Linked DNA regions of Homo sapiens: region 1 is linked to region 2. Evidence: chromatin loops called from intact Hi-C (ENCODE). Cell type or tissue: IMR-90. All regions are shown on one strand. Links, peaks and the distances in the headings refer to the core of each region. The heading gives the core; the rest is flanking DNA.

Region 1 (5,382 bases), core at 93-5,092, 100 kb before region 2:
GGAACCCCGCCAGCACTGTGCTTGTTTGTAAGTGGAGACTGTAGGGTAGCTGGTGCTGTTCTTGCCGACTAATTGCACCCCAGAATCACCTGTGCCAAAAGAGTGCCTGGACGGCACCTGGGAAGACTAATGTTCATTAGAGTTGTGAACATTCCATATTGGCCTGCCATTGGTGGTGCATGATAAGCAAAGTTTTGGATTAATTGCTTCATATGCCACATTTATGTATGGATTTGATGCTGTGGCTTGGGAAGGCCCTTTGATGGAGAAATTACTCAGTGTTTGCAAATCATTTACTCAAAAAATATGTACCATGTGTCAACTATGTCCAGGGACTTTTCTAGGCTCTGATTATACAGTAATGACCAAGTCTGATTTCTGCTCTCAAGGTGCTTACACTCTGAAGGGGGCTGGGAATAATAAATAACTGAAATAAATAAGCCAACAGATAATTTCAAGTTGCATGCTAAGCATTCAAACAAACTGGACCATGCATGGAGAATGACTAAGGCTAGGAGTAACTACATTGGGTGATGAGCCCCATTTGGCAGGAAGAAGCCAGTAATAGAAGAATCTGGAGGAAGAGGGTTCCAAGCAGAAGAGCAAGTTCAAACGCCCTGAAGACAAAAGTCAACTTGGCCCTGTGAGAGAAACCAGGAAGCTACCATAGTGGCTAATGTGTGATGAGCAGGAGGGAGGTCGCTCTGGCTCAGATCATGCAGACCCTCACTGGCCTCATTCAAGACTGGCTTTGACCATAAGTGTAGAGGTCTGAGTCACCGGGTTTTGAAACTTTTAACAGACCACTCTGGCTGCTGTAGTATCCTGACAATGGAAACTCACACTTAGACCCATTTCTTCATCATGGATCCTCTTCTAAAAGAATGACATAAAAATGTGCTTCTTTTCCCCTTATTTTGGAGTACTTGGTGCCCTAATATTACTCAGTCACTATAAAGACCCTGTGCTTATGCTTTCAAAGCTGCTGGGCTTTCCTGGCTTGGCTTTAGAAATATATTTGACTTCCTTTATCATTTGAAAGGCCCCCTGAAGGTGGTAAGCCCTCTAATTCCAATGGGAATTTGAGGAGTTTTGAGCAAAGTATCAAGTATAGAAAACTGCTACAAGCAAAGAAAAGAAGATCTACCTAAAATAGATGGTGCCTGCAAAGTCATTTCTTAGCTAGTTCATCCTAGTGGTTCTTAGTAGAAAAGAATCAAACAATTATGGAATTGTAATAGGATGGACCCTGATTTTTCTCTTTGGGGCCTGGGGAGAATTGGCCAAGAAGATTAAGCTTCTAAAAACTTTTAAGAACAGTTTCTTATTAGTGTTTTCAGAGATGACCTCCAGACAATGGATTCAGATGTGTAGTCACCAGCAGGCTGTAAAAGTGACTACAGTTGCCGTGCCTGCCCACTCCACCACTGTGCCAGGCACTTAGCAGGTGCTCTATAAACATCAACAAAGACTGGATAAATTTCTACTGAACACCTACTACATTAAGCACTTTGACAGGAAATGGTGGCAAAGTCTTTTGCCTTTGAGTATTTGGGAAGGCAGAATACACCCAACTTCTGCTCAAGGGGTCAGCAGTCCCTGGGAAGTCAATAAAGAGTCTTAGAGAATATAGTTAAAGAAAATAGTAGGAGAGGAGTCCATAGTCAGAACCTAAGGCTAAAATTCAGGCTTATGGCCATGGAGAAATGTTGAGTGATCACAGGGTCTAGGGTGTAACTTCCCAGGAGGTGATAGAGAGCAAATAGAAGAGGGGCTTATTGGAGATGAGGATGTCAGAACCTGAGAGGCAGGGATGCAGATAGATTGCCACATAAAAAGCATTGTCTCGGTTGAAGAGGCAGTCCATGAGTCAGATGCCCACATCTCTGATGGATGGGAAGGAATGACCAGAAGACTAGTACATGGCAGTGACAAGGTCAGCATGGAGTGGGAGGGTGTCATGGTTCTGTGGCACAAGTCTAAAAAGATCACAGCTTTCTAAAGCTTCTTTTGGATTGATCTGTTTGCTAGTCTTTCCACTAGACTATAATCTCCTTGAGAGCAAGGACATTTGTCATACCCACTGTCATATCCTCCATGCCTGAAATGTGGTAGGCATTCAATACATATTGCTGTAATTTAAAAAGGACCCCTTTCTTGGTATTTGTGCATGGAATAACCCTTCTTCATGATTCACATCCTCTTGGTCAACCCTAGCAGTGATGTTTCCCCATTCCTGTGTTTTCTTGTGTGTGTTTATCCCTGTAAGTTCCACTTTCCTCAGCCTTTGCAATTGTTTATTTATTTATTTTTTATCTGGGCTCCAAAGCAGGGGCACCTGGGAGCAGGGATACTATCACAGTTGTCTCTGTAGTCCTTGTGCTGAGCCGACTTACAGGTATTATAGTAGACACCAAGTATCTTTGGTAAAACATAAAATGAAAGATTTATTTTAATGATATCCTGCATGGTTCTCATCTTCTGAATTTGAAAAAAAATAAACTGACTTAAGAGTTTTGCTCCAGGAGAAAGTATGGTGCACCCGTACTAGAAAAGTGCAATTAACATAATGGGTAAAAAGACATTTGATAAGTCACAACGCACTCTACAAGTGCACAACGTTCTGACTTATTGGTGTTGTCCTTATTTAGAGTGTGACCTGACCAAAGGGCATGCATTGCTTGGCTGTTAAGAGACAGGGATCGTGAGGCTGAAGCAGGAGAATGGCGTGAACCCGGGAGGCGGAGCTTGCAGTGAGCCGAGATTGCGCCACAGCACTCCAGCCTGGGCGACAGAGCGAGACTCCGTCTCAAAAAAAAAAAAAAAAAAAAAAAAAAGACAGGGAGATCTGAGGGAGCGTATAGGAGCAATAAATGCAACGAAAAGATGGTGGTGGTAGTCTTGAGCGGGCTTTGATGAGGACAAGTAGGGAAAGGGGGCAGGAATGTGAGTGAGGACTGAGCTATCCCCGCTGTTCATTGAGAGTGAATTGAAGGATGTCCTCCAATAGCAGTTGAAAGCCAGGGCTCATCTTGAGTAAATAAGGTTTTTCAAGGGGCTACCAAGAGGTGAAAGAGCCACTGAGATAAAATCTGACTGGTGTCAGTCTCAGTAAGTTCAACTGCTTGCCACAGAGAGGACATACTCATTCTTCCTCTGCTAGAGTAAACTCTGCTATGTAAACATCCAACTAAGTATATCAGGCAGCCAGAAGTAAGGCCAAGAAATTGTGAAATACCCAGGGTGGAAGGGCCTCTTCACCCTGGAAGCAGTGTGATTTCACACTAAAATGACTCCCACACAATTCCCATCCCCATTTTGGGACTGGCAGGTCCAGTTAAGACAGAGCCCAACTGGCTTTTACTGGCTACCTCCAAAATTGTGTACAAAAGCTCAGCAGAGATCATCACAAGCCCATTCTTACTCTTGAAAATATGCCACCTTCCTTCATTTAGTTAAAAAACATGCCCTAAACACCTGGTACTAACCAAACATTGGAACTATAGAGACACTTCCTTGCCCTCAAGGAGGAGATGGGGAGCTAGAGACACCAATAAATCTAACACAGTGTTATGGGGCAGCATCATGCTGTGATCACACCAAATGCTGCTAGTGGGTAAATAGTGTGGGGTATTAGAATGACCACTGCACTCTAGCCTGAGTGACAGGGTAAGACTTTGAAAAAAAAAAAGTTGCGAGTGATCATCCACACCAAATGCTGGTGGTTTTGCATTTTGACTCTGGACAGAGTTAGGCCTGGGTTTCACAGCTCACTTCCACACTTTAGCTGGATGATCTCAGGTAATTCAAACACCCGCTTAAAGCCTCAGGTGTGTCCTCTATAAAGTGATGCTAATAACTGCCCTTGTAAGGATTCGGTAAAATAATGAATATGAAAGAATTAGCCCAGTGTCTAGTAATAGTAAATGTTCACTAAATCTATCTGCTTCTCTTCCTCCCCATTTTATTACGCCTATTACTGTTCCCATCCCTCCTATAATCGCTTGGATCACTCCTGTTATCAGTGCTACTACATAGAGGCAGAAACCAAGTAGAGGAGAGAGATTGGAGGATAGGAAGAGAATTCCTAAAAGGCTTTGGGATGAGGAACTAGTAATTTCGGGTCTCAAAGCATGAATGGAGTTTCACTAGGAAGAAAGGAATGTGGAGATCACTCTGGGCAGAATAATCAGTAGAAGCAAAGGCACCACAGTTGGGAATGGCAAAGAATGTCTGGGGACAGTGAGGAGTCTAATGTGGCTGGAGTGAAAGCACATGCCTCTGTTGATGGGGGCTCCTGGAAGCAAACTTGCTCATGAAACCATGACAATTGAGACTTCTGGAAGCCAAGGGAGGACAATGTATCAAGAAGGTGCAGCCGGGCACGATGGCTCATGCCTATAATCCCAGCACTTTGGGAGGCTGGGGCAGGCAGATTGCTTAAACCCGGGAGTTAGAGACCAGCCTGGGCAACATGGCAAAGCCCATCTCTACAAAATATACAAAAATTAGCCTGGTGTAATGGCATGCACCTGTAGTCCCAGCTACTTGGGAGGCTGAAATGGGAGGATCACCAGAGCCCAGGAGGTCAAGGCTGCAGTGAGCTGTGATCATGCTACTGGACTTCAGCCTGAGTGATAGAGCAAGAGACCTCATCTCAAAAAAAAAAAAAATAAAAAAATAAGGTGCAAGTTGTCATCCACCCTAAATGCTGCTGCTGGGTAAATGGTGTGGGGTGTCAGAATGACCACAGAATTTAACAATGTGGGAAGGATCAACAATAACTTTGGCTTAGGTAATTTTGATGGATGTCACTTTTTAATTTAATATAGTCTGAAATAAATATGTAAATTTGTTACCTTGACAGTCATCGTCTCTTTTTCTTTTCACCCCAGGTACACTGACATTTGAAAAATATTTATTTGATTCCATATTCATGCTTGCATTTTGGAATGCCACAGACTGGGCAAGGGCGTGACTTAGGCATGAATGAACTGGTAGCTAGTAAACATCCCCTTTCCCTTCTGACAATTCAGAAAATCTTCCAAAACTCTAATTCATTTATTTCATTTGCTAACTCATTCATTGATTCATCTGTCTTCTCACCTACCCATCCAACCATCCACTTGTTTTTTCATTCATCCTATCATCCAAAATGTATTTATCAGATATCTTCCCTACACAATATAACCTCCTCAAACTCCTGCCCTGGCACACTCCACACAGGCAAACTTTATTTGAAAAAAATCAGGATCCCTAAGGTTTGATACTTTATAAAATAAATATATCCTCAAAAAGTAACCTGTGAATTGATTTTCCATAAATCGAATCACATTTCAAATGCTCCAGGAAAGCTCGCTACAGGAATCCTGTGACAGATCT
Region 2 (5,382 bases), core at 68-5,067:
AAGTTCTCAGATAGAAGGTAGAAGATGAGGTGGAGAAGTGGGAAAATCTCCCTTCCCTTTAGCACTGGAGGCGAAAGGGCTAGAAGACGAGAGACTGAATGATTCTTTCAGTCACATCACTCTTTTCAAGCACCTACTTTGTGCTAGGCGCAGAAGACTATTAAACAGGCAAAGCTGTAATAAATCCAAACTCAGTGAGCTGAAGGTAGAAAGGCCGTCCCAGAACAGCTGGACCCAGCACTGCCTCTGAACATGGGCAATGACACTTTGGGGCTCAATGTTTGCTTACTGGGTCTCTCACACACCCTAACATCAGCCCTGCCTATAATGAACTTTCCCCAGAAAAGCAGGTGAGCAGCAAGCTATTTGCACATGTGGTGACTACCATGGAGCAGCAAGGATGCAGGCTGACCTCACAGACTTCTTTCTGAATGCATACCATATGTTTGGCAGAGCTAAAAGAGCTATCCCAGCACCATCTAGCCAGGTGCTTGGCACTGGATCTCATATGCTGGCAGATGAAAAATGACTAATATGAAAATCTATATTCCAACGGTACTCACCAGTCCACTGGATTGGTCACGATTCCTTCTTTCTACAATAGGATCATTCTGCTTCTGATTACAAAACTGCACCCTCTGAAGCTGCTACTCACCCGTTGGAAGTTACATGCCCTGTGCAGCCTACAAATCCATTAAGTTCTGATGGAGCTATTCCAACGCCCTTCAAAGAACCTGGCCCATGTGAGTTGCACAAACAAATTGGAGCCAACCTTTCCCAAATGCCTCTCTCTATTTCATTTAAAAACCCTCTTTAATGAAGACATAAAGCCTTGAATGCATCTGAAACGCTATGCTTACCATGCATGACAGCAGATCGTCACAGAGGATTTCAAATGCTTTTTTTTTTCTAACCAGAATACTTGAAAGAAACTGAGATTTCCTTGTTATGAGTTCAACTGTTCATTTTATATGCCCTATAATTGACCATTCTCCAGAAGTCAGCATAGGCAACAGAGATGTAAGGCAACTGCAAACACACACACACACACACACACACACACACACACACACACACACACACACACACACAGCTTTGGCACAGTGAAAAATTAAAATGCAATGCCAGGCTTGGGACTATTTTGAAGCCTCAGGCTAGGAAAGCAATACCCTCACCTTTCTCAGCTGCCTACTATGTACCTAACCTTCCAATTATTTATGGCTGAGATGCTTAAGATGTACTGGAGAAACAGCCATGGCTGAGAGATACACAAAGCTGAAATATTATAGAGAGTTATAACTTCATGAATGAAAAACCTATAAAAATCACTTAAGGGTCCTAATCTTTCAGTTAATCTCACCTCAGTGCCACTCAAGGGTTTAAAGGAGTTTCACTGATTGGTTTTTAAAGGACAACGATAAAAATGCTTTGAAATAACTAATTATAATTTCAGGTATCTATGTAAAGGTCCAGACACAAATATTTGAAAATGGACTGTTCCTAGAATCAGGGATTGACACAGATCTTTAAAACTTTCTAGCCCAAACATCCATGTGACATTTGTATCCCTTTGGCCATATTGCTTTCAAGGCTTCAATGCTCTAGGAAAGAGGATCTTACTGCAGTACTGCTAGATTTAGGTGGAGATCAAAATTACCAATGTTTGAAAGTGATATTTTTACATTAACTTGATCAAGAGTTAGAACTTGGACTTATTACTCAGACAGTCTGATCCTTCATTGACAAGCTGTGCTGAGAAACCATTCTGTGGGCTAAAGAGGATATGGACTCCCAGGATTGCTCTGGCATTGCGGTTGAGAAGATATACTGGAATAACCTCTTTTGAAAACAGTTTAGCATTACCTCCTAAAGTTGACATCTACAACAATATGACTGCCAGGTATATTACCAAGAGAAATTCTCATATGTGTACAAGAAGACATGCATGAGAATGTTCAAAGAAACTCTGATTAAAATAGATAGAATCTAGTAATGACCAACATCCCACCAGGGAGTAGATGAATAAACCCTGATATGTTCACATAATTAAATACCATGGCTCAAGCAAAACAAATGTTTGATAGTGACACACAGCTCATAGGGAGAAATCTTAACAATATATTAGTTTAAAAAAATTCCCTAAAGACAATAAAAATATACACACTTTAGGAATCCATAGAGATGCCTAAAACTATATGAAAAGTCACAAAGCAATGGTGAGCATAGATTGAGGATGCTGGACTGACTCCATGTGAGGAGACAAGGGGATGGTTTTTTGTGTGGGACTATCATACTGTTAGATGTGGGATAGTAGCAAAATCATAGGTTTTGTTCTGGGCAATGGGTTTGCAGATACTCATTAACATCATTAAACATAACTACTTACACAACTAAAGAAAAGGAGGCTATGATGGAAAACAAAGAGAAATGATCATCCTTGAGAGGCATGTAAGATTACAACATCGGATGACCGCAGTTTTCCTCAAGATAGGAATCCAGCTCCCATTCCAAAATGTCCACCAAAGTTGCAACATAGTAGCATTTGCCATATAAAAGTACTGGAGTTATTAACTGGATTCCAGATGTCTGAAACTGATGTATCCCTTCACTGAATCCCGACTAGGATCTATTTTGGGTATAGCACTTCACACAGGTTGCTGTTCTTAATTAAAACTTCTCTGCCTTAAGAGCTTTATGTCTGTGAGATAGTCATCCAAATGTTCTCCTCTCCATAAATGTGCTCTTATGTTTTATTTTCACAGCAAAATGCTTGCCCAGATTTTAATAAACATGTCCGCAGTAGTAATATACATTTCGCATGCTTTCCACATTTCATAATCTCTTTAGTCCTTTTGTTTATGTTGATTCCCACACCAAGAAGGCTGTTTGGAAGGCTTTGCAGCTCTGTCTCCATTTCTTCTGCCTATCATTGGGGAATGAAACAGCACACTGATTGCTATTTGGGTAGGAAACACAGACAAGACGTTGAAAGAAGTAAACTAATTTCCAAGCAATTTTGCTCCTTTCTCTCTTTTTGATTGATTTTGGCAATAACTCACCCCAGTTCATTGACATTAGAGTAAAGCCTAGTAGCCAATTTATTGCTTCAAAATCTGTGAGAGTTCCTAATTGGTTATCAGACTGTGTCTACCAGATGCCAAAATTAAATTTCTTTTAAATCAAGAAAAAAGTGATTTTCTGGCATCCCAGATGCAAAACAACCCCGATTAACTGTTCTTTCACATTGCAAATGGCTATTTGGGCCTTGGGTGGAGAGAAAACTCATCTACTTACAACAGGAGGGGGTCAGATTCTGGACTCGATCCTTCAGCCAAAATGCAGATAAACCACAAGGAACAAATACTACTCTATGAAAAATGGAGAGCTGGGCCGGGCGCGGTGGCTCACGCCTGTAATCCCAGCACTTTCGGAGGCTGAGGCAGGTGGATCACCTGAGGTCAGGAGTTCGAGACCAGCCTGGCCAACATGGTGACACCCTATCTCTACTAAAAATGCAAAAATTAGCCAGGTGGGGTGGTGGACACCTGTAATCCCAGTTATTCGGGAGGCTGAGGCAGGAGAATTGCTTGAACCCGGGAGGTGAATGTTGCAGTGAGCCGAGATTGTATCATTGCACTCTAGCCTGGGCAACAGAGTGAGACTTGGTCTCAAAAAGAAAAATGGAGTGGTGTTCCTGGCTGAAGGAGAGATGCCCTCGGTCCAATGTTGGGGAAATTTTTGCTCCCGGAAAGTGGAAACATCAAAGGACTGGAGCCCAACATTAAGGATGGAATAATTATGTTGTTGTTATTGTTATTTTTAATGGAGCTCTATTGAGTGCTTGCTGTCTGCCTGGCAATGTGCTCAGTGCCAAGTACAAACATGATCTCATTTACTCTTCATAAGAGTACCTACCCCATCCATGGTGCTGTCATTTCCATTTTTAGATGAAGAAGTTAAGGCTTAGAGATGTGATCTCATAGCTAGTAGGCAGTTGGGACTCCAGGGTCCCACTCCCTTTCTGTCTATTCCCCCTCCTCATATAACAATACATAGCATTTGCTAAGCAATACAGACTAAATTGAGGCTCTAACTTAACTTAAAGCTCTTTTGCATACAGAATGTTATTTGATGAACTCTAGGGTAGGTAGAGGCACAATATTATTATCCCCATTTTATAGAGAAGGGAACAAAGGCCCAGGGAGATTCAGTGAATTGCTTGAGTCTTCTGCCATGTTGGACTAAAAGCCTCAGTGTTGCTCTACTAAAAAGGTCCCTCAACTAAATATAACAGGGGTGGCCTGCATCTAGTCTCTGAATTGGAACATCACAACTGACAGAGCTTATATCGTGGGTTCTCTTATTTAAAAAGCAGAAATTCTAGGTAATGGTCCAGTGCAATTTCGACTCCATCTCCTAATCCTTTGACATCAAATGCTCTGGTCCTGACTTACTGGTCCTGGACATGGTTTTCTTGGCACAGTAGCAGGCCTTTACCATTTTACCTGCATCTCTCAACCCTTTGTCCTGTTTCCATCTCATGTGAGTAGGAGTTATTCTTTAAACAACTGCCTTGTATCTCACTACCAGCCCTTTGCACATACTGTTCTCCCTGCATGGATGGCATTTCTTCCCCTGATCCACCAGCACTGGACTTAGGTGGCCCTCCAAGATGGTTCCATTTCAGGACACTTATTGTACATGCCTTCTAATTTATCTTCCACTCTATAGGTTTCCTGGGGGCAAAATCATGTCTTTTCACAATAGCCAATCTTTTCTTTGACTTCCCAGACATCAATGTCATATGGTTCAATCTAATACCTTAACCATGACCTTATAAAACCAAAGCTAGGCACATAGGAGAGGCTCACTAAATACTTCTTGCCCAGATAAACTTATCACAGTAGATATTCAGAAGGATGACATAGTTGTACCCATCCTCAGTCCTCAAATAAGAGTTTAATTATGTTATGTAAACCATATGATATACTAGTGAGGCAGGAACAGATACACATTGTAAAAGAGATCCAGAACAAAATAAGATTTCTCTGTGGCCTTCGCCAATCTTAAAATGTAACTATATTTACTGAATCAAACTCTTACAGCATAATAAACTTACTTACAAAGAATCAGGGTAGACAGCCTAACCTTGAGTACCTCAAGTCTTTGCCCCTGGATCCCACATAACAATATCCTTCCCTCTTTTAAGGAAAGCTGGAAAGAAAACCACTCTGCCAGCAGAAGGGCAAATAAAAGGTATGTCTGTGCCTGCACACAGAGGTTGGCATCCTACCCTGATTTGTGACCCATAATTAATGTCAATTTCATAATTTCGGAGGATAGAAGATCAACAAGGAAGCTGACCTCTGGCTGTCTCACAGC

The links. Peaks named below come from ENCODE experiments on the same cell type or tissue, not always from the same donor. Only the 100,000 strongest peaks of a DNase experiment are listed, where the experiment ranks them.
Region 1: a loop joins it to region 2, with 4 times the contacts of the local background. A loop is called at or near these places in 1 of 110 quality-filtered maps.

Annotation. Positions count from the first base shown.
Region 1 is chr3:59,661,424-59,666,805 of GRCh38, forward strand. All of the region lies in intron 6 of CFAP20DC-DT (CFAP20DC divergent transcript), which reads left to right. Among named protein-coding and RNA genes, the nearest start is that of CFAP20DC-DT, 580 kb to the left of the region's middle. In IMR-90, for the core only: no CTCF peak of the experiment used is centred there; a DNase peak (open chromatin) is centred at 3,188; H3K27ac peaks cover 2,195 bases.
Region 2 is chr3:59,763,829-59,769,210 of GRCh38, forward strand. All of the region lies in intron 8 of FHIT (fragile histidine triad diadenosine triphosphatase), which reads right to left. All of the region lies in intron 6 of CFAP20DC-DT (CFAP20DC divergent transcript), which reads left to right. Among named protein-coding and RNA genes, the nearest start is that of CFAP20DC-DT, 680 kb to the left of the region's middle. In IMR-90, for the core only: no CTCF peak of the experiment used is centred there; DNase peaks (open chromatin) are centred at 2,493 and 2,813; H3K27ac peaks cover 2,414 bases.